2 separate regions of the Homo sapiens genome follow, and region 2 is linked to region 1. The links are chromatin loops, found by intact Hi-C in ENCODE. Cell type or tissue: endothelial cell of umbilical vein. All regions are shown on one strand. Each heading gives the region's core, and the rest is flanking DNA. Links, peaks and the distances in the headings are about the cores only.

Region 1 (5,388 bases), core at 132-5,131:
TTTTGTTAGATTTATTCCTAAATACATTACAATTGTTATTATTAAAAATGATACTTCATTTTGGATTACATTTTTTGTTTGCTTCCATTGGGCAGAAATGCAACTAATTTTTGTATACTGGTCTTATATCCAAATAATCTTGCTAAACTCTTCCATTAGTGACAATAATCTCTCTGCAGATTCTTTTGTTGGATGTTTCAGGTAGACAATTATATCATCTGCCTAAAAACAGTCTTTACATTGTCTCAGACTAAGAGGCATGAACTATAAGTGGATACTTCAAATTTAATAGCTTTTCACTTTTACAGTATTGTCAAGCAGCAAAGTAATATCCTCTGATTTGTGATTAAAAAGAATGAACTAACCTGCATGGTCTAGGGCATCCAAAAAGCCACGGAACCAGCCTTCCTCCTGGAGCTCCAACAGGAACTTGAGAAAAAGTGTGGCAGCCTCCATTGGGCCCTTGTTGTTTTTCTCAGCCTGAATATACTGCACCTCTTCTACAAACAGAAGCAAAAATGACTCATCAAACTGCAGAACTATTAATCATTAGAAGAAAAACCAGAAAAGGATCACCAGACCTTCCCAAATAGGGACAGGAATTGTACCAAGTCACAGCATTGGAAGAATCTTTGGAGAAGCAGCAAAACCTCTGCCCAGGCCGACTGTGCCCATTCTTCACCAAGCCACTCTTCCCATCCTCTCTGGAAACCTACAGTTTGGTGTGGAGGTCTGAGCACACATTCTAGAAAAGGAGTTTCTTGAAGATGTGTAAAAAAATCTCCCTGCAAAAAGGGAGAAGTCATGGTGGCCTCAAACTATCCTCCTCCCTCAGCCTCTCAAAGTACTGGGATTACAGGTGTGAGCCACTGCACCCAGCCTCTACAAAAAAAAAAAAAAAAAAAAATTTTTTTAATTAGTTGGGTGTGGTGGCTCACACCTGTAGTCTCAGCTACTTTGGAGGCTGAGGTGGGAGGATCACTTGAACCAAGGAGTTCAAGGTTCCCGTAAGCTATGGTGGCATCACTGCACTCCAGCCTGGACAACAGAGTGAAAACTTGTCTTGAAATAGGACAAAGAAAGGAGAAGGAAGGAAGTAAGGGATACTTCCATGGTCCTTTTGGGAGAAAATTATCTACCAACCTGCTGGTGGTCATTCTAACTTTGTACACTAATTTCATGCCCAGGGAGTAGTAATAAAAATGCTACCATGGTATGACCTGATACTTGATAATTTTCTGGGTTTTCTTTCCCATTGTTGATGGAATGCAAATTCCAAGGGAGTAAGCAAGTTGTCAGGCTGGTGAACCACTATATTCTCATAGATTAGAAGAAGACCTAGCACGTAATAGACAATAAACAAAGGTATGTTTAATGAATGAAGGAAGAGAAGAAGGAATGCCTTATAATCTTGCTCTACTTAAAAGGATCTCTGCCAAGGTCTCTGTCTTGACAACAATAAAATCAACCCTTTCAAAAAATAAAATTCAATGGTTTTTGGAACTGTGAATCCATGACTACTATTTTAGTACATTTTCATCACTATAAAAAGAAAACCTATATCCATTAGCAGTCATTCCCTACTCTCCCTCTCCTTAGCCCCAGGCAAACACTAATCAAATTGAGTCTCCATGGATTTGCCTATTTTACACATTTCATATTAATGGAATCATACAATACATAGTCTATGTCTGGCCTCTTACTTTGCATAATGTTTTTAAGGTTTAACCATGTTGTAGCACGTTATTATTCATTCCTTTTTATTGCCAAATAATATCCCACTGTATGGATACACCACATTTTGTTTATCCACTCATCAGTGGGCATTTGATTTGTGTCCACATTTTGGTTATTACAAATAGACATGCTATGAACATTCATGAGCAATTTTATGTGACGATGTATATATTCATTTCTCTTGAGTACACACATAGGTGTGAGATTTCTAGTTCTTATGGTAACTCCATTTTTAACATTATAGGGAATTGTCAAACCATTTTCCCAAGGAGCTGCACCATCTTACATTCCCACCAGTAATCTAAGAGGATTCCAATTTCCACACATCCTTGACAGTACTTCTTACCATCGTTTTCATTTTAGCCTTCTGTATTAGTTTCCTGTGGCTGCAATAACGAATTAGGACAAACCAGGTGGTTTAAACAATAGAGGCTTATTCTCTCTGTTCTTGGAGGCCAGAATTGTGAATCATGGTGTTAGCAGAGTCATGCTTCCTCTGAAGGCTCTGGGGAGAATGCATTCCTTGCCCTTCCGGTTTCTGGTAGCTGCTGGCATTCCTTGGCTTGTGACAACACTCCCTCCAACTTTGCCTTCTGTTTCTCTGGCTTGTGGCCACATCACTCCAATCTCTGCCTATGTTTTCACACAGCATTCTCGTTGTCTCTATGTCTTCACATGGCTGTTTTCTTAGAGGGACACCAGTCATATTGAACTAGGGGCCTGCCCTACTCTAGTATGACCTCATCGTAACTAATTACCTCTGTAAAGAAACAGTCTCCCAATAAATCACATTCTGAAGTACTGGGGTTTAGGACTTTAACATATATTTTGGGTAGGGGGACACAATTCAACTCATAACAGCAACCTATCTTGTCACCTATCCCAGCTTCCCTGGACCCACAATCCTACCGTATTCCATTGAGTCAGTTCATTCTGTTCCTAAGCCCATTCCTTACAGCTGTACTTTTGTTCCCAGGCCTCCCTGCTGCTTGAGCTTCCTTTCAACATGCTAACAGCCATTACAGATATTCCACGTGGAGATGCAAATTTATCCCAGCCACAGCTACCGCCTTCCCAGATAAACTGCCTTGCAGTATGCTGGGCAGTTCACATTTACTTTGCATGTGGTCAGGCCCATCCTTCTACTACCTGGCCCCAATATCTGCTGCTACAGAGTAGTGACAATTTCCTCAAAAGCACCAACAATGCAGACAAAACTTCATCTTTGACAGTATTTCCCACTGCCTTTGCTGTCCTGGGGCCCATTGTGATGTCAAACCTCAGCTTCTCAAGGTAGAATTTCTTGATCCCTTCTCTGCTTTCTCAGTCTCCTTACTGACTAAAGCTCTTTATTGACTACTGACTAAAGTACTTACACTGCATAGTATATAGTAAATGTGGGCCTGTCTTCCACCTGAAACTGTGACTTGGAACATTTGTCTTGTGATCATCAGCACAGTACCTGGCTCACGCATGTGTCCAGAAAGTGCTACCAAAGGAATGGATACTCAGAATACTGCCCACCTGGTGCCCCTCCAGAATCATGGTTGGCCTTTGACTCCAAAATACTATAAAAAATCTGCAGCTGGGCACAGTGGCTCACACCTCTAATCCCACCACTTTGGGAGGCCAAGGTGGGTGGATCACTTGAGGTCAGGAGTTCAAGACCAGCCTGGCCAACATGGTGAAACCCCGTCTCTACTAAAAATACACAAATTAGCCAGGCGCGGTGGCTGGTGCCTATAATCCCAGCTACTCGGGAGGCTGAGGCAGGAGAATCACTTGAACCAGGGAGACAGAAGTTGCCATGAGCCGAGATCATGCCACTCCACTCCAGCCTGGGTAATAGAGCAAGACTCCAAACACACACACACACACACACACACACACACCCAGGTCTGCCTTGAAACATCCTGGACAACCTGTGAGTGAGAAAAGTGCTGCAGCTTCCAGGGTACCATGCAAGTTCTCCAGGAGAAACATGGCTTCAGTGCTCCTTTTCCAAGACGTTACTAGCGTCAATAATCACAATATCTGATTGCAGAGAGGGTTAGAGTAAACGAGATGCTGGATGTGGGCACGGGGGGAATGTGGATAAGCTCCCTTTGCTTTCCACGGATGGCAAAAAAATATGAGTCAAAAGTTTTATATCCAGCCATAACACTCATTAGTGTCTCTGGTCCCTGACTGAATCCTCACTGATAAAGTATAGTTGTCACAGCCCGGCACAGTGGCTCACGCCTGTAATCCCAGCACTTTGGGAGGCCAAGGTGGGTGGATCACTTGAGTCCAGGAGTTCGAGACTAGCCTGGCCAACATGGTGAAACCCTGTCTCTACTAAAAATACAAAAATTAGCCGGGCATGGTGGCCAGTGCCTATAATCCCAGCTACTCGGGAGGCTGAGGCAGGAGAATCGCTTGAACCCCAGAGATGGAGGCTGCAGTGAGCTGAGAGCTGAGATCCCACCACTGCACTCCAGCCCAGGCAACAGAGCAAGGCTGTCTCAAAAACATATATATATATATTATACATTTAATATATATAAAATATATAAAATATATTTAATACATAAAATATATAAAATATATTTAATACATAAAATATATAAAATATATTTAATACATAAAATATATAAAATATATTTAATACATAAAATATATAAAATATATTTAATACATAAAATATATAAAATATATTTAATACATAAAATATATAATATATAAAAGTATATATTATATCTATTATATATAGATATAATATATATTTAAACATATATATTATATATTTATTCTATATTATATATCATATATATTTTATATATAATATATATGTTTAAATATATATCTATTATATACAATAGATATATAATATATAATTTTATACATTATATATTTTATATATTAAATATATAATAGATACAATATATATGTCACAATTAAAGTTAACCAATGAATCCAGAGCCTCCAAAGCAGCCTAGAAAAAAATAGGGAATAGAGAAAAACTTTATCAATCTAATAGAAAATAGAAAAAGGAGTTGAACCCAAAAGGTATGTGGACAGAGATGCACATTATAAAGTAAAAAGGCATAAATAAGAAAAATGTAAATCAACTTCATAACAATGGTTGCCTCTGCAGAGGGAATCAAAAGAAGACCTCAAGGGTATCTTTCACATTAAAAATTAAGAAGTTCTTCAGGGTGCTTTTTCTTTTAACTTACTTTCCGGTATTTTTATTGTGATTGTACTCTATAAATTAGCATAGGGAGAATTGACATGTTTACAAACCTATAGTCCCCAGGCACAAACATAGGCTGTCTCTTCCTCACTCAAATCAGAGACAGATTTCTCTTCAGGGACTTCATAGTTTTCTTCATATCATTTCAGCATTTTTTTTGTTAAATGTATGACTATCTTCAATCACACGTAATATCCTCTAGAAACCATCCTTCTACATATCTAATTATGTGTATAAATATATAGTTTTAAATAAGTAAGATTTAACAAATCTGCTCTTTTCCACTCAGTGGATTACAGGTGTTGTTTCCTATTAATAAATATGTACCTACATCAACTTTTAGTGGCTGCATAGTTTTATGTCACATAAATGTAGTATAATTTAATGTATTCCTTTAACACGAAACTAAAATGCGT
Region 2 (5,388 bases), core at 123-5,122, 71 kb before region 1:
ATTCTTATGTTATATATCAGAATGCTCTCAAGAATGAAACTTTTAGAAATAGCACTATACTGAACTTAGTTCATGCACTGCAATTCCTTTTTGAACAGTGGTCTCTGGAAACTGTGGCCAGCAGAAGGGCTCACTGAAAGTTATTCTTTTTTTGTGTGTGTGTGCTTCTCTCTTGGTGTCTAGGTTTGACGTGGTGGGCTATGGCTGCATGACCTGCATTGGCAACAGTGGGCCTTTACCTGAACCTGTGGTAGAAGCCATCACACAGGTAATTGCAGAGGTCCCTGCAGGTCTTCAGAGCAGTTGTTTCTTTTCATGTAATGTGACAAAAATGCTGATATTTTCAAGAAGGTCCATGGAAGCAGGGGATGTGGTTTAGAGTATGATCTTTTGAGTTTAGTTAAAATTACTAGCTGGGTAACCTTGGGCAAGTTAATTAACCTATCTGTGCCTGGGTTTTCACAACTGTATATTGGAGATGATAATAGTATCTATTTTATAGAGTTGTGAGAATTAAGATGATGATAAACATAAGTCACTTAGTGCAGTGTCTGGCACTCAAGTGCTCAGTACTGGCTGGTTTTCACTACAAAGGGCTCTACAGTTGTTTGTTATAGGTATTGGGTTAGTGCAAAAGTAACTGTGATTTTTGCCATTTCAGTGATGAAGACCACAATTACTTTTGCACCAACCCAAATAATTTGAAAATTGGTTCAAAGTGAGACAAGTCTCCACACAAACGAATCTAAACTAAATTGCTTTGGCTTGATTTTTATCCCCAAAATGCTGAACCTTGAAAGATATTATTTGGTTTGCTTTGCATTAATTATAGAATCTACGTATTCTATAATTGTGCATTGTGACTTCCTTTAACGATCAACTGTTAGGTCTTTCCCACCTGTTCTTGGGCCCCAGGCAGCAATAACTAGTATGTTGCCTTCTAACTACCTGATATTTTCTCGTGAGCAGAAATCACTAAACATGTCTCTGCTTCCTTTGACCCAGAGTATCTCCCATGGGGACACCCCAGTGTACCCTTCTCCCCTCTAGTGGGAGAGAACCAAGTGAAAGGGCAGCTTAAAGGACTGTATCCTTGCGATGTGGAAACTCTTGCCAATGGTCTGAGACAAGAAGCCTAGTCAGTATCTTTTAGTGACCTGATTTTTCTCTTGCCTTACTCAGGGAGACCTTGTAGCTGTTGGAGTACTATCTGGAAACAGGAATTTTGAAGGTCGAGTTCACCCCAACACCCGGGCCAACTATTTAGCCTCTCCCCCCTTAGTAATAGCATATGCAATTGCTGGAACCATCAGAATCGACTTTGAGAAAGAGCCATTGGGTAAGATTTTGTTTGTGCAGCCATAATTTTTTTCCAGTGAATTCAGAAATATTACTAGAAGAAACTGCTTTCCTTAATAAGAAATGAAGCATAGAGCCTCCAGGGATAAGACAAAGAAGAGAATAATTTCTTTATTCCCCAATATACAGCTAAGACTTAACTGCAGTAGTTAAAACAAGAATCTACTGAGGGTAAAGGATAACGAAAGGAAAACAGGTGCCAAAAGGAATAGACATCTTGCTATTCTGGTTTCTTCTGTAGTTCCTCCCTTTCTAGCTCTCACTTTAATGATAGGCATTGTTTCAATATATACTCTGTAGAAACATACTGCAGATATTTCAACTTCTCAGAATTCCAAAGAAATGATACATCATTTCCTTTCCCCAGATCAGCTTGCTTGCTCTGCCTGCCTCAATCTATTCTAAGCCGAATAGATAATATGAAAACAATGCCTCTGAAATTTACTTTTAGGAAATCATAACTTTAGACGTACAGTTGATCCTCGTTATTTGTGAGTTCTATGTTTGCAGATTTGCGTAGTCACTAAAATGTATTTTAACCCCCAAATCAGTATTTGTAGTATGTTCACGGTCATTCACAGATCAGCACAAAGGGGTGAAAACTTTATATCATTCAACACACACGTTCTATGCTGAGATCTGATAAGGCGTCACTCTGACTTCTTGTTTCAGCTCTCCTGCGATATATAAGGATCCTTTTCTTGGTCTACGTAGTGCCATGCTTTTTGCATTTTTGTGCTTTTTGTGGTGATTTTGCTGTTCAAAATGGTCCTTGAGCATAGTCCTGAAGTGCTTCTGGTGTTCTTGAGCACAAGCCGACTGTGATGCGTACTGTGTTTAGATAGGCTTCGCTGGAAGTTCAATGTCAGTGAGTCAACAATTGCTATTAAATAAGGTGAATAATAAACCTCACATGAAGCAAGGTTATGTATTGATGGGTGACCAGAGGCTTGCAGGAACCTAACCCTGTATTTCCTCCAGTGGCAGTGATTCCGTATCCAGTCATTCAGTGTTCACACGGGCTTTATAGAACATAACTACCGAGGAGAACGAGGCTTGACTCTGTATAATCATGAAAATTGCATATTAGAAAGTTTTCTCATTAATAAACATTTTTTCCCCAGGAGTAAATGCAAAGGGACAGCAGGTATTTCTGAAAGATATCTGGCCGACTAGAGACGAGATCCAGGCAGTGGAGCGTCAGTATGTCATCCCGGGGATGTTTAAGGAAGTCTATCAGAAAATAGAGGTGAGGTCCCACACTGCCCTCCCCGCCCCAGAGGATCTAAGGGAAAGCTGCTCCCTTTGTGTCCTGTCTGCAGACCTCAAGGCTAACGGAAGTATAAACTATATAAAGTAACATTTATTTCTTCAGATGACTGGGGAGGTGGTTCTCCGTCATTTTTCTCCTGTGACTCGCATTTTTACAAACCCCACCTCCCCCAGATGTTCCCAGATTTGGACAAGTTGGTGACAGCCTAGAGAAGAAAGGCCTCCTCAGGTTCAGCTCTCCAAAACCCCACGCCTTTCTCGGACACCCAGGGGTGTGTGTCAGCTGTGGCGAGGACCCCTGGTGGTCACTATATTGTGTCACTAAGTGGAGTCCATTGGTCGAATGCACCTCTCAGAATGCATTTTTGCACACTTAAAAATAAAGAAATTAAGGCCACTCAGTAGGAAGTGCCAAACTACTGAAATAAAACTTTCCGTGCATTTTACAAATAGGAGGAAATGTGTGGGGCTCAGCATTATATTCTGAGACTCTTGGATATTATTCCTTTCCCCGCCTTCTGCATTCAGCTGACCCAAGGGCTTCTGACTGCGGCTGATGGTTTAAATGAGGGTAGAACTGTCTAGGGGAAGGGGTGATGTAGGTGTGATGTTCACACGCTGCACTCTTCACAAGGTGCTCCTTGGGAGATGGTGTTAGGGAGCTTGGCAGGCATTATGTTAAATGCCTTCCTCCAAAGGCCGAGTTAATGGACCTGTGGACAGAATTCAAACCAATTTTAATGCATAGCAGCTGTCATTTGCTACCCAGTGTTTGTGTGACCTGGAAGGCCACTTCCCAAAACACTCAGAGAGTAATTTCCCCTTTGGTACAATCTGGATTATTATTTCATAAGTTATTGATAAGCATATGCATTAGTTATCTATTGCTGTGATATAGCAATAGATATAGTGAGTTGAAACAACAAACATATATTGTCTCCCATTTTCTGTGGGTCAAGAATCCAGGCACAGCTTCACTGTGTACTTTCACAGGGTTCCAGTAAGATGTCATCTGGGGCTGCAGTCTCTGGAGGAGGGTCCACTTAGGCTCACTCATGTGGCTATTGGCAGGATCAAGTTCCTCAAGGGCTGTTGCACTGAGGTCCTCCGTTTCTCACTGGCTGTTCGCTAGAAGCCTCCCTCAGCACCTTGCTATGAGGGTCTCTTCATGACTCACACATGGTAGCTGGCTTCCATCAGAGCAAGAGAGCAAGAGAGTCAGAAGGCAGGTCTCAATAATCTAATCTAGGAGATAGTCACTAGCTTCAGCCCACACTCAACAGGAGGGGGTCAACTAAGGATGTGAATCCCAGGAGGCAGGATCCCTCCTGCCATCCTAGAAGCTGCCTATCACGGTGCATATGTATGTTGTTGTTTGTTTTTCAGAGACCAGGTCTTGCTTTGTCACCCAGGCTGGAGTGCAGTAGTGTCATCATAGCTCACTGCCACCTCAAATTCCTGAGCTCAAGCAATCCTCCCATCTCAGCCTCTCGAGTAGCTCGGACTACAGGCACATGCCACCACACCCAGACAATTTTTTTTTTATTTTTGTAGAGACATGGTTTTGCCATCTTGCCCAGGCTGGTCTTGAGCTGCTGGGCTCAAGCCATCCTCCCACCTCAGCCTCCCTAAGTAATGGGATTAATAGATGTGAGCTACCATGCCCAGCCCACAGTGTCTCTGGATTTTTAAGTTACTTAGCATGACCCACTATTAGTATAAAGGAACTCTTGTATGTGGCTATTGAGAATAAAAATGGTTCTTAGTGTACCTTTTAGCTTGAATGTATGTTTTGTGTTTGCATATTAAATTTTCTCTGGAATGGGATGTGATTAGATCTGCCTTTCTTTTCTTTTTTAAGACTGTGAATGAAAGCTGGAATGCCTTAGCAACCCCATCAGATAAGCTGTTTTTCTGGAATTCCAAATCTACGTATATCAAATCACCACCATTCTTTGAAAACCTGGTATGGCTTTTTATTTTTTAACAAAATGAATTCTTTGAAGGGTTTCTTTCCTAATAATATCTACTTTATTACCCCATGCTCTTGCTTTGACTACCCATTTTATTAAACCCTTTGCAAACCCAAGCAGATACTGCTGGGGAAAGTTTTGGGAGGCTGGGATATTTGGCTGCCGTGGGTCTATAGTTTCTCTATGCAGGGGTTCTGCGTGGATGTACACAGCCACCCTAGTAATCACCTGGACTTAAACCTAGTAGAGTCTGAGGGACTGTCCCAGGAGACCATCCCCAGAGCCCACCATAGTGAACCTTATACCCATAAAAACCAGGGACATTGTCCCTGAAACTGATGATCTAGAAGTTGGTGCTCTCCTGGGTGGGTCACTGTGGGAAGGGATGCAGTAGAAGTGAGGATTCCAGTTGTCCTTAGCATCTGAGGAGTTCTAGGGATGTGAAGAGAGAGAATGTCATTTGCAGCTGCGTTACTGTTGCTTTTGAGGGGATATTGCCAGTATTTTACCTTTTCTTCAAGAGTAAGATATGAATGTTTTGAGTAAATTCACCTTACTTTTCTTGGCCTCTTTGATAAAAACTAGAACACTAGAATTTTCTGTGCATTGGTGTGGAACTGTCCTCTGATTCAGGTCCATGGGCCACCATCGTAGAGACTGATCTGGTAACTTGTTTGGGAAAACCTGGGCCAATGCTGACTTTTTGTATTCTTTGCTAGACTTTGGATCTTCAGCCCCCTAAATCTATAGTGGATGCCTATGTGCTGCTAAATTTGGGAGATTC

Evidence for each region. A loop is a pair of places that touch in the nucleus more often than their neighbours do. Peaks named below come from ENCODE experiments on the same cell type or tissue, not always from the same donor. Only the 100,000 strongest peaks of a DNase experiment are listed, where the experiment ranks them.
Region 2: a loop joins it to region 1, with 3 times the contacts of the local background. A loop is called at or near these places in 4 of 110 quality-filtered maps.

Annotation. Positions count from the first base shown.
Region 1 is chr9:32,500,440-32,505,827 of GRCh38, forward strand. It overlaps RIGI (RNA sensor RIG-I), which reads right to left. Exons shown (of 18, transcript NM_014314.4): 2 at 366-500. Among named protein-coding and RNA genes, the nearest start is that of RIGI, 23 kb to the right of the region's middle. In endothelial cell of umbilical vein, for the core only: no CTCF peak of the experiment used is centred there; DNase peaks (open chromatin) are centred at 482 and 2,292; H3K27ac peaks cover 3,271 bases.
Region 2 is chr9:32,429,236-32,434,623 of GRCh38, forward strand. ACO1 (aconitase 1) reads left to right here. Exons shown (of 21, transcript NM_002197.3): 13 at 184-268; 14 at 1,183-1,339; 15 at 2,484-2,608; 16 at 4,493-4,597; 17 at 5,324-5,388. Among named protein-coding and RNA genes, the nearest start is that of ACO1, 47 kb to the left of the region's middle. In endothelial cell of umbilical vein, for the core only: a CTCF peak has its summit at 2,949 (motif pointing left); DNase peaks (open chromatin) are centred at 1,806, 1,916 and 2,916; H3K27ac peaks cover 2,658 bases.